3 separate regions of the Mus musculus genome follow, and all the other regions are linked to region 1. Evidence: chromatin loops called from intact Hi-C (ENCODE). Cell type or tissue: left cerebral cortex. All regions are shown on one strand. Region 1 has its middle 1.3 kb from the start of Gm31218. Region 2 has its middle 27 kb from the start of Spata31d1c. Region 3 has its middle 76 kb from the start of Fam240b.

The links. Hi-C counts contacts between places; a loop is a spot of excess contacts. Peaks named below come from ENCODE experiments on the same cell type or tissue, not always from the same donor. Only the 100,000 strongest peaks of a DNase experiment are listed, where the experiment ranks them.
Region 2: a loop joins it to region 1, with 6 times the contacts of the local background. A loop is called at or near these places in 6 of 42 quality-filtered maps.
Region 3: it touches region 1 in a loop (16-fold over the local background); 18 of 42 quality-filtered maps call a loop at or near these places.

What each region holds. Positions count from the first base shown.
Region 1 is chr13:64,446,941-64,449,440 of GRCm38, reverse strand. No RefSeq gene overlaps it. Among named protein-coding and RNA genes, the nearest start is that of Gm31218, 1.3 kb to the left of the region's middle. In left cerebral cortex, a CTCF peak has its summit at 1,304 (motif pointing left); a DNase peak (open chromatin) is centred at 1,289.
Region 2 is chr13:65,004,599-65,007,098 of GRCm38, reverse strand. No RefSeq gene overlaps it. Among named protein-coding and RNA genes, the nearest start is that of Spata31d1c, 27 kb to the left of the region's middle. In left cerebral cortex, a CTCF peak has its summit at 1,491 (motif pointing right); a DNase peak (open chromatin) is centred at 1,505.
Region 3 is chr13:64,572,797-64,575,296 of GRCm38, reverse strand. No RefSeq gene overlaps it. Among named protein-coding and RNA genes, the nearest start is that of Fam240b, 76 kb to the right of the region's middle. In left cerebral cortex, a CTCF peak has its summit at 1,381 (motif pointing right); a DNase peak (open chromatin) is centred at 1,369.

The DNA of each region.
Region 1 (2,500 bases):
GAACCCTTGCACTTTAAAACCCTCAACAGCTGGCTGAAGGAAGTATGCCTAGATGCAATCTGCATTTAGCTCCTGGATAAGCTTTGTAATCAAAAGTAATTTGGTATGAAGCATATTGAAATGCCTCTTGCTTGCAGCAAGAGCAGATTGATTTATACAGGTGTCCACACAGCGTGTGGAGACGGTCCCATTTCTCTAGGATGATGCTCTCAGTTGGGCTGCTAGCTTGTGTTCTCACAGTGCTTAAAGGTGAAGGGTTCACCATCTCGGTGGTCACTGGCCTGTGGATTGGTGTGGGTTCTCTTTTGGTCATAAGAACTACAGAATATGTCATGCATCGACTAAGAGTCAGTCTTGCAATGACATCTTTCAAGGTACATTGGTGCCGTAGATACTTCAAGATGTCACTCACGAGCTAGCACAAATACTTCCTCAATTCTAATCATGCAAAGAGCCTGGGGCTCAATGCCACAGAGAGGGTCCTGAGGAGCATGTTCAGGAAGGAGGGAGATTCTGCAGGGAAGATGGGTAGGGTGTGGCTCACTAAAAGTCACCATTCATCAGCAAAGGTTTATGTACCTACTAAGTGACAGACCTCAAGGCACAAGTGTGAACTGTCTCCGTTTACTGAACGCTCATAAACCTCTCAATGTGTGTAAGTGTGTGAACAGAACACACTGACTTAGCCTGTCAGGCCCCCAACCACAGAATCATATCTGTCAGAGAAAATGCTGAGATCTGCTTAGAAACTAATTTTGGGGCTGGAGGTGCAGCTCAGCTGGTAGCATGCTTGCCGAGCATGCACAAAGCCTCATGTTCAATTCCCAGCATTGCATAAACAAGATATGGTGGTGCTTACTTGTAATTCCAGCCCTCAAGGATAGGAGGCAGGTGGATCAGAATCGCAAGGTCATTCTCAGAAACCGGGGGAGTTAGATGTTGCTAGCCTATGCCACGGGAGACAGTTCCTTAATAAAAAAAAAAAAAAAAGAAGAAGAAGAAGGAGGAGGAGGAGGAGGAGGAGGAGGAGGAGGAGGAGGAGGAGGAGGAGGGAAAGGGAGGAAGGGGAGGAGGGAGGGGAAGGAGGAGAAGGAAGAGATACATAGTACACTCAGGAATTTTGTTCAGCAATAACTCACTTGTCTCATGTCATCATCACCCCTAAATATATCTGTGCTCTGTGTCCACCAACACCTGAAGATCACCCATTAGAAACTACTGTCTGCTCATTCCAGGTCTGTTCTCCCCATCAACATTCTCTCTGACCCTCAGATCACTGTCCACACTGTAGAAGGCTGCCCCCTAGTGACTAGAATACAGCAAAAACAAGCTGCCACAGGAGAGGAGAGGAGAACAAACTGTTCTTTGCCCACTCCTCCTGTGACTCTGAAGGTGTCACCAGCCTACAACCACTCCAGTGAGGTTGGTCATGAATCCCCTCTTAACCCAGTGTTGAGATATTTTGCAATCCTTTGTCGTTTTGATCTGCATTTTCAGACATGTTGAGCATTGTTTGTGTTTTTATCAGCTCTTCAGAGTTCTTTTCTGGAGAAGTGTCTACCCAGACCATTTGCTCAATTTGTATTAGGCTGCTTGCTGGTTTGCTGCTAAGCCTTTGAGTTCATTATCTATTTTGGATATTAAACTGGGGTGAGTAACTGGCAGATGTTTCTATGTCTGTATGCTCGCTCTTTACTCTGCGGCTTCCTTTGCCATGTAAAGCTTTTAACCGAATGTGACACCATCTATCAATCCCCGCGTTGCCTTCTGTGATCTGGGGAAATGGTTACCCTTAAAAGCTGGAACTGCTTCCCCATATTGTCTTCTAATAGTTTTAGGATCTAGAGTTTTAAAGTCCTTGGTCTATTCGAGTTTAACTCTTTAATGGTGTGAGGAGTTCTGTGTTCATGTTATGAAGCATTGTGTTGGGGAGTTGTCTGTCTGAAATAGGGTTTCGTTGTATAGCTCACACTGGCTTAGACCTTACTATGTAGCTTAATCTAGCCTCAAATTCTTAGGGAATCTGCTTCAGCCTCCCAAGTACTTGAGTGACAGGTATAAGGCACCACACTTAGCTTCTCAATACTATTTGTGTTGCCTGTTTCTCTGTGGCACATCTTAAAATCCGGTTTTATGGCAAGGTGTGGTGTCACACACCTTTAATCCCAGCACTCAGGAGGCAGAAGCAGGAGATCTCTGGGAGTCAAGCCCAGTCTAGTGTACATAACAAGTTCCCGGACAGCCAAGACTCTGTAAAGAGAACCTTCCTCAAAAAAATCAAGTGTTATGATCCTTTTTTGCTCAAAAACGCTTTGGTACTTCTGGGTTTTGTATCCATATGAATATCAAGATTTTCCTTTAAGCTTCTCTTTACATTAATTAGAGGAGGGGGAACAATTTACAGGAAATTCTCTCACTCCAACATGTGTGCTCTGGGGATCAGAGCCACCTGGCTTAGTGTGAAGCACCTCTTACCACTGAGCCATCCTGCCAGCCTAGA
Region 2 (2,500 bases), 560 kb before region 1:
TAGCCTTAACTCATTGTTCTAGCAACTCATGTCCTATCAGTGAACATATTTAGAATGGCTATTTTGAGGCCTTTTTCTGGTCATTCTTATGGGCAGTTTATCTTGCCTGCTTCCTCCATTCCTTCTGCACTCCAATATCTAAGTTTTTATCAGAAGCAAAAGGATGTAGAAACTATATGTAACTATTCTTAGGTATTTATCTCTTTTATCCAGGGTTTGTTTATTTATTCAGCAGTTGGCTGGTTTGTTTTAAAATGATGTATATTCTCATATCCTCAAAGCTTTCAAACTCCTGTGTGAGAGACAGAGCTTAGGGGCACCCAGAATTACCTGGCGATGGCAACACTTTTTTTGTTGCTTTTTTGTGGGGGGGGGGGATTCTTTATTTACATTTCAAATGTTTTCCTCTTTCCAGGTCTCCCCTTCAGAAACCTTCTATCCCATCCCACCTCCTCCTGCCTCTATGAGAGTGCTCCCCCAACCACCCACTCAAGTCTTCTCTCCCTGGCATTCCCCTACACTGGGGCATCGAACACCCTCAGGCCCAAGGGCTTCTCTTCCCATTGATGTCCAACAAGGCCATCTTCTGCCACATATGCAGCTGGAGCCATGGATTCCTCCATGTGCATTCTTTGGTTGGTGGTCCAGTCCCTGGTAGCTCTGGGGGGGGGGTCTGGCCAGTTGACACTGATGCTCCCTCTATGGGGCTGCAACCCACCTCAGCATCTTCAGTCCCTTCTTCAACTCCTCCATCCGGACCCAGCCATCCAATGGTTGGCTGTGAGCATCAGGACGGTAGCACTTTTAACAGTATTCTTTTTCTCTTTGCCTGACTACAGTGGCTAGACTTTAATAATTGGCAGCTGAGGATTTTGTTTGAAAGAGTCTCATGGAATGAGACTATAGTATGTTACTCTATAGATTAAACTGATTAAATTATGAATTATTGATTTTTTTGAAAAAAGAACTTCAAATACTAAGTGTTTAATAATTGTTCTTTCAATTGTTCTTATAATTCTTATAAGCTAGTGCTGGCCAGGGATTTTGTTCTCTGTACATCTTTCACTCTAGTTTAGCTGGTGTCTTCACAGACTCTGAATTTTTCTCCACATTTCTCCTACTACAGTATCCACCATAACTCATTAAGGCCTTGGCACTCAGGCTCAAAAACAAACTTTCATCACTCTATGTGGGCCAGAAACTATTCTAGAATTTTCTTATTCAACTGCCCAGGGTAAAATGGGCAAAGTGTTACACAAGGAGTCATTCCAGCATTTGATATTCCCTTTTCTATCATTTAAGAAATGTTCAGTTTGGGCTAGAAATGAGATATGGTTGTCTCAGGATCATAAGAGGTAGTAGCTATATCCCTGACTGCTATTCTCTGCTCCCTCTGAAGATAGCATGAAGGTCCTAATTGAAAGCAGACAGAGGGTTCACATTAGGTTAGGTGTGTGGTGATAAGACTCACTACACACTATCCCAAGTATAACCACAAGAGGCCAGTATATGAGTACTTCAATGTACCTTCTTGGCCATATCATTTATTTTGAGAAATTATGCATAGGAGTAGCTCTGAAAATTCATCTATGTGTAAAAGAAATTTATATCTATGAATTAAATTCCCATGTGGGATTCTATGCTGTCTGTACCAGAGAAAAAGAATGGATGTTTTTGTTATGTCAATGGACTCCCTTAAAACAAAGATAAGGCATAAACTCAAATCTGTATATAGACATGTGTTCTGCTTAAAGTGTTTTTCCTGGTCTTCTTTCTCTTTTCTCTATCCTCATTAATTAATTAATTAAATAATTTTGTTGATGAAACAGGGTCTCTTGCAGACCAGGCTAATCTCAAATTCACTGTGTAGCCAAGGATGACTTTGAAACTTCTGATCAGCCCACCTCTATCTCCCAGGTTATAAGATTTCAGATGTGCGTTCCCTTACATAGCTTTGGGTTTCTTTCCTGCCTTTTATACACTTTGTTTGTTTGTTTGTTTGTTTGTTTGTTTGTTTTAGGAAATTCCCTCTTGTTTCTTTTCCTCTGTATTTTAATTTTGAACATCCTTAATTCTTTCCTATAGGCTTGTTACCACTTGCCAAATATTCCTCTCTATATGCTTGGTGTTGGGAGATAGATGATTTTCTTTCCAGACAGCTAGATCACACAGCATTTAAACAAATTTATAAAAAGTATAAAGAAACTGAATAGAAAGCTTAACACTTTCCTGGAAACTAGTGGTTCTCAAACTGTGGGTCACAAGCCCTTTGGAGGTCAAAGGACCTTCTCACAGATAGTTACCTAAGACCATCAGAAAGCACAGATATTTACATTATAGTCCATAACAGTAGCAAAATTACTGTTATGAAGTAGCAACAAAAAATAATTTTAAGGTTGAAAGTCCCTACAACATGAGTGTTAAAGGGTCACAGCATTAGGAAGGTTGAGAACCACTGTTCTAGAGCCTCTCTCTCTCTCTCTCTCTCTCTCTCTGCCTT
Region 3 (2,500 bases), 130 kb before region 1:
ATGGCTGAGCGGGTAAGAGTACTGACTGCTCTTCAGAAGGTCCTGAGTTCAAATTCCAGCAACCACATGATGGCTCACAACCACCCGTAATGAAATCTGACACCCTCTTCTGGTGCGTCTGAAGATAGCTACAGTGTACTTATGTATAATAATAAATAAATCTTTGGGCCGGAGCAGGCAGAGACTGAGTGAGCAGAGTTGTCCGGAGTGAGCAAAGTTGACCCAGACCAAGTGGGGCTGGCCGGAGCGAGTGGGGTTGACTGGAGCGAGTAGAAAAAATTCAATTCTCAACAACCACAGGAAGGCTTAATACCATCTGTACAACTACAGTGTACTCATATACATAAAATAAATAAATAAATAATTCTTTTTTTAAAAAAGAGAGAGAAAGAGAAAGAACTCCACAAAGGGAAAGGGTACAAGAAGTGTGCAAACATTTAAGAATGAGTGCCATAGCCGGGCGTGGTGGCGCACACCTTTAATCCCAGCACTCAGTCTACAAAGTGAGTTCCAGGACAGCCAGGGCTATACAGAGAAACCCTGTCTCGAAAAACCAAAAAAAAAAAAAAAAAAAACAACAACAACAACAACAAAAAGAATTGAGTGTCATAGAAGTGAGCCAGACGCACTTTATACTCACAGCCGAAGCTACTCCTGAAACAAAATCCAGAATGACAGACAGCCCTACCATCAGGACGACCTTACCATCCTACAAGCCTCAAATTCACATACCAGTCCTGATGAGACAGTCCTTCCTCTGGTCAACCCGTAGGACAAGTGCCATTTTGTCATTTACTCAACTCAGAAGCCAATAGTTAGGTGCTGTCTATTGTTAAAAATTGAGCTATCTGGTGGCTAGAGAGCAGAGAGCCACCACAGGTCAAGGTGCCTTAATTCGGCTGCCACATCTCTTCCAGAGAGGAAGTTCAGGCATTGACTAACAGCCAAAGGATACGAGTGGCAAGCTTGGCTCTAACAGAAAAGTTTGTAGGAAAAGGTAGCCCTGAATTCAATGGCTGCCAGCAGGTCTCAAGAGCTGAGAGTAACCCGGGAGTTTGATAGCTCTGAGCCCAAGGCCAGCAGACAGCAGCCACAGCAATCATTCATTGTTGCATGTCTGAAAAACATCTGAAAAGTGCAGGGGTGCACTTGATACCCGCTGTTGCATACCTCCAGCAGGGTTATACTCGTGAAGTACTCAAAGTACAGTTACTGGCTTCAGTGTTAACAATGTTTTCTCACACTTGTGAGACAGATTCTAGCTAAAACAATAATCATACCACAGGGTAACAAGTACTGAAAGGTACTTTTTTTTTTTTTTCTCCCAGAAGGGTGAGGGTAAGCTCCTCGGCCCACAGACTGCACATCTAACTGTGGCCAGCAGATGTCCCTCAGATACTTGGCCAATAGAAACCTGTCAGCAGTATACACTGTTGACAAGACAAAAGCCCACAGGTTTATGGGACTTCTCCAAAGATACCACCAATAGCCTCTGACTTTCAGGACCCTGAAGAAAGTTGCTCCTTTCCAGTCTTATACTATATGTTTAGTGGGATTTTAGTGTGTGTGTGTGTGTGTGTGTGTATTCATACATATATATTTTTGTTAATGTTTATTGTTCTTTAAATTATGTGTTTGTGTGTGTCTGTATGTGAGTATGTGTATATGACTATAGGATGCCAGAGGCATTGGAATGAATATATATATATATATATACACATATAAATGATTAGATTGCTATTCCCTGTCATATAGCCATCTGATTTTATTTACCTTCCTTGTTTCACTATTGGCCAGTATTTTTTCTTTTCCTTGCTTGTTTTTGTTCTTTTTCTCTCTTATGTTTTCTTTTTTAACTCAACCACTAATACATCAAATAGTAAAGATTTATTTTTGTTAACATTTATTATTCTTTAAAGTATGTGCTTTTGTGTGCCTGTGATTGTGAGTATAGGTACCCTTGGAGGCCAGAGGCATTGGATTCCTTTGGAGCTAGAGTTTCAGGCAGTTATAAGTTACCTGATGCAGGTGCTGTAAGCCAAACTCAGGTCCTCTGCAAGAGAGAAGTAACATGCTCTTAACAGCTAAGCCATCGCCGCAGCCCCAGATTTCTTATTTATTTGTATGTGTATTTATGTGTATACATGTGTGTATATTGTAGTTCTAAGCAGTCAGAAATGAGTGGTAGGAACCAAACTTGGATCCTCTGGGAAAACAGGAATTGCTCTTAATAACAACCATCCCTCCACCCCCAATATAGTGGATTTTTAAAACACTCTTATGTTTTCTTAATAATTTTTTTGTAAATTTATCCCATTGTGTTTAAACATCTTAATATTGAGAAGTAGTTTTTATTTCCTCTGTTTTTTCATTCTTTCTAATCTTTTGCTTTTTTTTTCTCCTTTTCTCAATTCAAGTCTTCTCCATTCCTCACCTGTCTTTTATTTAACATTGTCTCTCTATTTCTGCCCTTTGCCTCCTCCCTTTGGCGCATACATTT